Regions from separate parts of the Homo sapiens genome. Here region 2 is linked to region 1. The links are chromatin loops, found by intact Hi-C in ENCODE. Cell type or tissue: prostate gland. All regions are shown on one strand. Region 1 overlaps STON1-GTF2A1L (STON1-GTF2A1L readthrough). Region 2 overlaps PPP1R21 (protein phosphatase 1 regulatory subunit 21).

Region 1 (5,000 bases):
CAAATAGTCAAAGTATTTTAATGGCCATTGAACATTTCTCTTGAACATAAAAGGCACTCATCTCTCTCCTTAATAAGGAATTTCATTAGCACTGCAGCAGTGCAAATTCCATTTAAACAACATACCATGAAAATCTACAATTTTGCACCAACTAGGGGGAAAGCTGTCTGCCATTTTTAAGTACTAGCTTTAAAAACAAGTACAACTTCATTACTATTTTGAATAAGAATGGCAAAAATATAAAAATAAAAAATATATTACTATATGCAGGCACAGATGAACTCCTAAAAATGTTTTCAATTAGAAATATTACTAATATTAATTAGAAATATTACTATATTTAGCAAATTATATTAGTATATAACAATATAATTACTATATTATACTAATATAATTTGCTAAATATTTATTTTAAGCAATATTTTTAATATTAATGTTTAATTTATATTAAACAATATAGTAATATGCTTAAACTTAATTGTTTTCCTTAATTAAAAGATATGAGTAATATTTATATTAAACATAATTATTTGGCTACAATGTGCTCAAGACCTGTACAAGCCTCTTTCTCTTAGACTGAGTAACATCTTATAATTATTAATTTATTCATTTCCTTACCATCTATTTACAGATAACTCAAAAATAAACTTCAGCCCAAATTAAGTCGCATTATTTTAAAATTCTGATTTTTAAAAGTTAAACTTAACTTTCAGAAAATGTTCCAGGCCAAGAATTCTTTTTTCAGTGGAACAAATTATTTTTCCCTACTGTAATTCTCACTCATCCTTCCAAAATACTTTGACTGGAACAGCTATACAGAGTAGAAATGGGCATATTGGCCTTTAATATTTTAATCTAATATTGGTTTTCACTCAATTTGTCACTTATTGAGCATCTGTGCTATGCCAGGCCAGGTTCAGTGCCAGACCCAGAGATACTGGATATATTTCAAAGATTTTAGATGGGGGTCATATAGTGTGTGTGTGTGTGTGTGTGTGTTATAAGGAAATGATCAATATTTTCATTGTAATCACTGCAGCAGCTTTACAAACATTCCATGATTCTGTTGCATTGTTCATAGCATCTCCATATCTAATGTGGCTATCTTTACTTAAATAAATGTATGAGATAAAGAGTAATTTCAAGAACCAGATTAAATTACTGTACCACTGACATAGCTAGAGAAAGAGCATTTCCATCAGAATATAGCTTTAGGCACAAAAACAAGAGTTTAAAGGATTTCACTTAATTCTTAAAAGATAAATTACCTTTCGTTCCATACAACCTGTTTCTTGTAGAGTGACTAATAGAATTCTAAGGCTGTAAAAAGCCTTGAGAAATCATCAATCAGTTAACCAACAGATGCTCATTAGCCATCTCTACCACTTACAGGAAGGGTAGGACAACAGTGGCCTCTGAGGTGCTCTTAACAACCTGATCACTGGAGGCAAGTGATAACTTCATTCTCATACACACACACCCAGAAAGATTGCAAACCCCATTACTCTTTTTAGTCCTCTGTCTGCAGTGAGGATACAGTAAGTTCATTTACACTTACTGCAGGCATTCTTCTGTCTTGTTATGGCAAAGTGGTTAAGGCTAGGGTTACAAATTGCTTATCTCTCTGAGCCTCAGTTTCTTCATCTAAAAATGTGGATAATGAGGATAACCTGAACCTTATAAGGGCTGTTGTGAGGATTAACCAGTTCATATGCATACAGCACTGGGGCAGTAGTATTCTATAGCAATATAGATGAGCCAGACATATTATTTTGCAAAGTGCTATTCAATTATAAAGCCAGTATTATTTAATTACTATAATTTTGCTAATAAAGGGACTGTGAATGTTACACATTCGGAGTTAAAAATTATACTACACATGATCTGATTTGATACTCACACTTTATAAGAAAAAATTATTTGGGGAAATTTTACGATGAAAATTGAAGAACTAAACCCAAATTGAAGACTTAGTGGTACAAAAAATGTCAGAAACAAAACCTTTCTACCTGCTTTTCTTTAAAAATGGTAAAAGCCTTTTTCCTTTCAAGTTTTCTGGCTTATTTTTTAAGGCTTTTGAAAATGCTAAATGCTCTACAATGTTTAGTAACACACTCCCTCTTCAGACTTTCTGCCCCACAGGGACAGGTGTCATGTCTGTCCTTAGCACAATGTCTGTCATGTTTGGGGCTTAACAGATTATTTTCAAATTCACCAATTAATGAATAAAAGATAGAGGAAAATCGTGTTGTCGCAGTGCTGACCACCAGGGGGAACTGTCCAGCTTTGGTCATTGTTCACTCAACATAATTCCTTTTCTTAGGACGGGGAATGTAAATCACAAAATCTTAGGTCTAGTTGATATCCAGTCCCTCCTGAACCAAAATATTTTACACCTGAAACTGAACTGTTAGAGGGCCGAAGGGAAAGAATAGCAAGAGGATGACAGAGTGGAGGAGGAGAGAGCAACCAACGTGCTGATGACAGGGCAGAAGAAAAAAAGAGAAAAGTCGAAAAATTGGGAAGTTAGAGGTAGATATATTTAATTGCTCCTCCACCACTCTCATTCCCCTTAATAATTCTGTGCCACCATATACACCTCCTCTGGCTAACCAGCATCCTCATTTGTCTTCAGCTGTCTTTCTCTTTCTTCCTTTCTCTTTCTCTCTCTATCACCCCAACAAAGCCTAAGCTCCTCTGCTGTCATTCACACCTTAGTATGAATGAAGTCTGTGAGCTAGTGCCTCAGGCAAACCTTTGTTGCAAAATGAAAGACCTGCCCACTGTCAAAGGAATACTAAGCATTGACAAGCTGGTTAGAAGGGACATTAAGGGACCAGCAGCCCTCCCCACCTTTCCAGAAATCACAGGTGATTTCCCCAGTAAAAAAGGTCAATCCTGATCCCTCAAATTCCCAGGAAGGAAAAAAAATTTAAAAAAAAGTTTTATAATTAGAACATAGTAGACTAGTTTATATGTTCTTGCCAGGTGCGGTAGGTAGCTTATACCTATAATCCCAGCACTCGGAAGGCCAAGGCGGGTGGGTTGCCTGAGCTGAGAAGTTCGAGACCAGCCTGAGCAACACGGCAAAACCTCATCTCTACCAAAAATACAAAAAATTAACCAGGTGTGATGGCACGTGCTGTGGTCCCAGCTACTTGGGAGGCTGAGGTGGGAGGATGGCTTGAGCCTGGGAGGTAGAGGTTGCAGTGAGCTGAGACCTCGCCACTGCACTCCAGTGCTATTCATTCAGTTTCCATTTTCGAAGTATCTTTTCAAATAATGCAAAGTTTTCCGAGACAATCTTGAAAAGGATAAAATTTTAAAGAGCTTTTTAAAAACTTTATGTTCTCTAAATACACAACTGATCTAAAAGTCATATAGAAAAATAGAGATGCATTCTGGGATCCTGCTATTCTAAGCGTATTCCTTGGGCCAGATGCATTGGCGTCACATCAGCACTTGTTAGAAACACAGTATTCCAGATCCCACTTGCTCAGTCAAAATCCACATTTTAACAAGGTGATTCCTGGGCCCACAAAAGTTTGAGAAGCACTGCCTTAGGACAAAGATTTCCTCTCTGCTCCAACCTTATTATTACCCTACTTCTCAAGAGGCAAATTAGCTTATAGCCTGCCCTGGCACCCTCTCACTCTCTGCATTGCCCTCCCTACCCCCTCAACGGAGAAGCTTGGGGCAGGGCCCTGTAATCCCAGAAATGTCCTGCCCCAAGCCAGGCCCACAGCTGCACCATGCCCTCTGGACGCCACCTGACACAGCCCCACTGTGTTTTCCCTGGGCCTCCTCTTTGTGCACAGACCTGATCTCAATAAAGCAGCTGTGATCCCAAAGGATTTGTTCAGTGAATTATCACTGTGTAATTGACTGAAATGCCTGTAAAATGTTGTCCTCTGTGGGCCTGGTGATATGACGGTTTTACAAAAGAATTCCTGAAGGCCAAGATCAGGTCCAGCCAGTTTCCCTGGAAATGTCCATTCTTGTCATTGTTCTTGGTGAGCTCCACTGCTAATAAATACTCATGGGAGGCCGGACGCAGTGGCTCATGCCTATAATCCCAGCACTTTGGGAGGCCAAACTGGGCAGGTCACGAGGTCAGGAGTTTGAGACCAGCCTGGCCAATATGGCGAAACCCCATCTCTACTAAAAACACGAAAATTAGCCAGGCGTGGTGGTGCGCACCTGTAGTCCCAGCTACTTGGGAGGCTGAGGCAGAAAAATCTCTTGAACACAGGAGGTGGAGGTTGCAGTGAGCCAAGATGGTGCCATTGCACTCCAGCCTGGGTGGCAGAGCGAGACTCCGTCTCATAAATAAATAAATAAATAAATAAATACTCATGGGAGAGCAATAACAGAGGTCTGGAAGACAAAGGCATATGCAGAGCAGGGAGGAATGATCTCTGCCTAGGGGATCACGTCAGTAGTTCTCAACCCCGGCTGCATGAGCCTTTATAAACATCAACACCTGAGCCTCATCTTCATAGAGCCCGATTAGTAGGGGATGGGGCCCAAATATGGGTATGTGTTTGAAGCTTTAATGATGCTAACATGTGGCCAGGACTGGGAAACAGACTTTAAAAGGATGAGTGATGAGAAGATCCCAGGCTATCTCGGCTAATGGCACCATTGCCCACCTATCCACCACAGCCAGAGCACCTGACCTTGTCCCATTCCCTCCCTTTCCCTCATGCCCATAGAGAATCTGTCATCACTTAGGGGCACCTCCCCTGAATTCGCTCACCCATCTCTTGCCTCTCTCTCTCTGCCACTGCCTTTGCTCAGCAACCCTTACCTCCTCCCAACTTCCCTGTGTCTATAATCTACTCCTAAATCTTTCCTCTGCACTGCATGCCAGCCTTTCTGAAACAAGATATGATTCTGTAGCAGTCATGCCGAAAACAACCCCGAGGCCCTGTTGACAGATAAACTTCACACCCCACAGCATGGCCCACAAGGTCTTAATACACTGGTCTCTTCCCCGA
Region 2 (5,000 bases), 120 kb after region 1:
TTTCACAGACTAAATTCCTAAAGAAAATGAATTAAACAGGAACTGGTATTATTAACACTGACACCAGCAAGAGAATCTAGAAAATCTTTTCCAGTACACATAGTTTTTCCAAAGCCAAACAGATTTACAATCTAGAGGCTCAAATTTAAAAGTAAACGCTTAACATTCATAAAATGCATTTTACCATTTTTAATTTTAAATAGTTACTTGGGAAAACTTAATTACAAGGTTTTTAAAAAATGTAGTGTCTTAACTATTCATTTTAAAATGTGGAGGTAATCAAGCAAAAAAAAAAGGTTTTTAGACAAAGCCAGAAAAGGTAGCATAGGAATCATAATCATTTCCATTCTCTCTCCATTGCAACTTCTCTTCTACTTTATTTATAGCAGACAGCTTCATTCCATTCTAAGCCCATTTACTACTAAACAACAGGTCATCTTGTCAATTAAAGTGGTATTTAAACCAATGCCCCCAAAATTGCTGAAAAATATTAATAACTCGTGAAGCAGGGCTGAAAGCATATGGGACAGAACATTCCAAAAGTAGAAATCTTAGCTTAAGAAAGAATTCATCCAGTGTTTTACAAAACATAATCATGGAAAAAATGAAGCAAGATAAAATTCATAACTCTTTCAAGTAGTAAATACTTGTGCAATGGTTCTTAAACAGATTCTTCTTAAACATAAGCCAAATCAAAGTTACATTCAACTTTAATGTTAAACCTCTAGAGTCGATTTTCAAAAAATCTTTATACAGAACTATAACATATAATGATCTAAAATAAAACTATTAGTTCATAATAATTAGTTTAAGCCATAATTATCTGATTCCCAGTATTTCCTAATATCCTATCATATGCACAAATCACAGAATTTTGTTACTGAAATATCTTGTAAGGATAGAATTAGGAAAGAAGATGTCTCTTAATATATATTAATTTTTTTAATAATAAAATTGTATATTTCTTAAATGCCAAACTTACTACTTTAGTTTTACAAGGACTTATAATTACTTATATATTCTTTTCTTTTTTTTTTTTTTTAAGAGACAGGGACTCTATCACCCAGGCTGATATAATTACTTATACATTCTTTTCTTTTTTTTTTTTTTAAGAGGCAGGGACTCTATCACCCAGGCTGCAGTAACAGCTCACTGCAGCCTCAAACTCCTGGGCTCAAGTGATTCTTCCATCTCAGCCTCCTAAGTAGCTAGGACTACAGGCACAGGCCACCACCTCCAGCTAGTTTTCTTTTTATTTTCAGTAGAGACAGGTCTCCCTATGCTGCCCAGGCTGTTCTCGAATTCCTGGCCTCAAGTGATCTTCCCGCCTCGACCTCACAAGGTATTGGGATTACAGGCATGTGCCACCATGCCTGGCCTATTTTCAGTATCTGTAAGTAATTAACCTTTTTTTTTTTTTGAGACGGAGTCTCACTCTGTTGCCCAGGCTGGAGTGCAGTGATGTGACCTTGGCTCACTGCAACCTCCGCCTCCCAGGTTCAAGTGATTCTCCTGCCTCAGCCTCCCAAGTAGCTGGGACTACAGGCATGCACCACCACGCCCGGCTAATTTTTGTATTTTTAGTAGAAACAGGGTTTTGCCATGTTGGCAAGGCTGATCTGAAACTCCTGACCTCAGGTGATCCACCCTCTTTGGCCTCCCAAAGTGCTGGGACTACAGGCATGAGCCACCACACTTGGCCAACCTACTTATTTTCTAAATTTTATTTTACTGTAAAATATTATTTCTCTCATGTTCCAGTTGTATTGTTCTTTGATTTTTTTTTTTTTTTTTTTTTTTTTTTTTGAGATGGAGTCTCGCTCTGTTGCCTAGGCTGGAGTGCAATGGCGCGATCTTGGCTCACTGCAACCTCCGCCTCCCAGGTTCGAGCGATTCTCCTGCCTCAGCCTCCCAAGTAGCTGGGACTATAGGGATGCACCACAACGCCCGGCTAATTTTTGTATTTTTAGAAGAGGCGGGGTTTCACCAAGTTGGCCAGGCTGGTCTCGAACTCCTGACTTCAAGTGATCCACCCACCTCAGCCTCCCAAAGTGCTGGGATTACAGGCGTGAGCCACTGCGCCCGGCCTTGATTTTTTTAAAAAAGGGCTAAATCTTAGAATGGAAAGATTTAAATGAAATAGGTGTCTTGGTAGTTGTAAACCAAAAGTATCAAAACTTACAAGCAATATTATCAAATTTCTAATAATACGTATTATTTTTTCTGCCCTTCTAGAAATATTTAAAGTAGAATATCAAAGGTTACTAAATGACGTATTCTGTAAGGGCTAGAGTAGATAAGGTTTTTAGTTTATAACAAGTCACTAATAACAAAAATAAGAAAATACACCATTTCAAAGAAACCTAAAATTTATAGATCCTAACGTAGAAGGAAACTATTATGAACACCCATCTAGGTGTTAACTGCAAAGGGATGATAATGGTAACCACAGTACAGAACAACTGAAAATCTGTAACTGACAGACTATAATTCAACTTTCTTAAATTTAAGTTAATGCTGCTCAACCATGCTTTTCCTTTTTCACGGAAGTCCAAATTAACTGTGAAGCAGAAAAGTCAGGCAGATCACAAGAGGCACATGTTAATATTTTATTAACGCCAGCCAGATCAGGTTACACCCACAATTCCCCAAGTTCCCTGGCCTCCGGGGGTAACTACCTTTTTAACTGATAGGGAAGAATCTTCCTAAGAAAACATATGTAGGAGGTTAAGTGTTCTGAAAAAGTTTTCAATTTCACAGTTGTCTCCTGGAAAAGAAAAATAATTTCAAGGTTAAAAGTGCTACTGGACAAAGAGGAGCTCCCAGTTTCCAGAAGTAAAACAAGGAAGAAAATTACCAAGACAGTCACAGTATCCTCAGTGATACTTTCAAATAAATGAAGCATTCCTTCCTCAAGAGGGCGGACATAGGACGCATTTTCATGAAGGTATTGTGAGAACTAAACAGGAGGGAAAGTATTGTGAATTAAATCACTGGAAAATAACAAACATCAACACATTTCTAAATGGACCCACCAAATTATAAACCTAAATTGTAAACCTGATAATGGCTCACTGCAGCCTCAAACTCCTGTGCTCAAGTTTTGGAAACTTTTATTGGAAATTTGGTTTAAAAGCTAAACACAGATGCTCCCCTCTAATAGTCCCAGATGATACCCCCAAGTCCCTATCCCATTCTAAATCGAGGAACTAGAAGAGGGGTGACACAATTAATAACCAGGCATCAGAGGAAATAGGGAGCGAATACTGCATTAGAACCTAGGACCAACAGGTCAGCCTCCCTGAACACCTGCTTCTCCATAGAGGTCCCAGTATAAAAACAAACAAACAAAAAAGATTTGAAAATCAAGACTGTACGACAAAAATTTTTGTGTTATATACCCAATTTTTAAAAAACAAGCCTATTGAGGAAAGCTTATTTTTAATGTATACGATATTTGGTGTTAACAAATTCCAAGGATGTAATTATCAAAATGAGGATACAGAAACCTTTTTTTTTTTTTTTTGAGACAGAGTTTCACTCTGTCCCCCAAGCTGGAGTGCAGTGGCGGGATCTTGGCTCACTGCAACCTCTGCCTCCCGGGTTCTCAAGCAATTCTCCTGCCTCAGCTTCCCAAGTAGTTGGGACTACAGATGCTCACCACTACGCCCAGCTAATTTTTGTATTTTTAGTAGAGACGGGCTTTCACCATGTTGGCCAGGCTGGTCTTGAACTCCTGACCTCAGGTGATCCACCCACCTCAGCCTCCCAAAGTGCTGTGATTACAGGTGTGAGCCAACATGCCCAGCTTAATAACTTTTTATAACTGTCACTGATAACCTTAATATTTACAAGGGACTAATTCAGTATGAAGAATAGCTTCAGAAAAAAATCCTATAGGCATTTAGAAAATTTATAGGCAAAAAGATTATTTTCATTTATTAAATATCTCAATTATCTAATGTTACATAATAGCTCAAATTTCAATTTCTCAGTATAGAAATGTAAGATCTCATTTTGCAGAAATGTGATTCAACTGACCCCATCCACTACAAACTACACAGACACATGGCCCTGGGTAACTTAATCTCTTTGGGCTTCAATCTTTAGAGCTGTATAATATAATGCACTCTAAGCTTACAAGTCTAAAGGTCTACTTTATGATGTTATGAACAAGTTTAAACACTCCAGTCATCTTTTAACAAATGGTTTCTGAATCTCCTTCAATAACACAGACTTATTACAAAAATCACATAGGATCTTTTATAGGCCAAAGCACCAAAGGTAAAGTAATGAGAAATACATGAATTATTCAAAGTAATGAAATGACTCAAACAAATTAAGATTAATATATTTGATTCTCACTATGTGGGTATAACATGGCAACAAGCTAAAATAAAATTCCAATAATGGACAAAGAACCAGTATTGGATAGTATATTCTATCCAATACTGGTTAGCATATATATATATATATATGCTCTCTCTCTCTCTATATATATATATGCTCTATATATATATATATATATATATATATGCTCTATATATATATATATATGCTCTATATATATATATATGCTCTATATATATATATGCTCTCTCTATATATATATATGCTCTATATATATATGCTCTCTCTCTATATATATATGCTCTATATATATATGCTATATATATATATGCTCTATATATATATGCTATATATATATATGCTCTATATATATATGTGTGTGTGTGTATATATATACATACACACACACACACACACACACACACACACACACAATTCAAATATATTGATATGGTTTGGCTGTGTCCCCACCCAAATCTCAGCCTGAATTGTATCTCCCAGAATTCCTACATGTTGTGGGAGGTGTCCAGGGGGAGGTAATTGAATCATGGGGGCCAGTCTTTCCTGGGCTAGTCTCATGATAGTGGATAAGTCTCACAAGATCTGACAGGTTTATCAGGGGTTTCCACTTTTGCTTCTTGCTCATTTTT

What was found. Hi-C counts contacts between places; a loop is a spot of excess contacts. Peaks named below come from ENCODE experiments on the same cell type or tissue, not always from the same donor. Only the 100,000 strongest peaks of a DNase experiment are listed, where the experiment ranks them.
Region 2: a loop joins it to region 1, with 3 times the contacts of the local background. A loop is called at or near these places in 42 of 110 quality-filtered maps.

The regions. Positions count from the first base shown.
Region 1 is chr2:48,586,636-48,591,635 of GRCh38, reverse strand. All of the region lies in intron 2 of STON1-GTF2A1L (STON1-GTF2A1L readthrough), which reads right to left. The region is part of intron 2 of STON1 (stonin 1); the gene reads right to left. Among named protein-coding and RNA genes, the nearest start is that of GTF2A1L, 29 kb to the left of the region's middle. In prostate gland, a CTCF peak has its summit at 2,265 (motif pointing right); a DNase peak (open chromatin) is centred at 2,271.
Region 2 is chr2:48,469,046-48,474,045 of GRCh38, reverse strand. PPP1R21 (protein phosphatase 1 regulatory subunit 21) reads right to left here. Exons shown (of 22, transcript NM_001135629.3): 10 at 2,858-2,959; 11 at 2,679-2,767. Among named protein-coding and RNA genes, the nearest start is that of PPP1R21, 31 kb to the right of the region's middle. In prostate gland, a CTCF peak has its summit at 2,905 (motif pointing right); a DNase peak (open chromatin) is centred at 2,915; H3K27ac peaks cover 875 bases.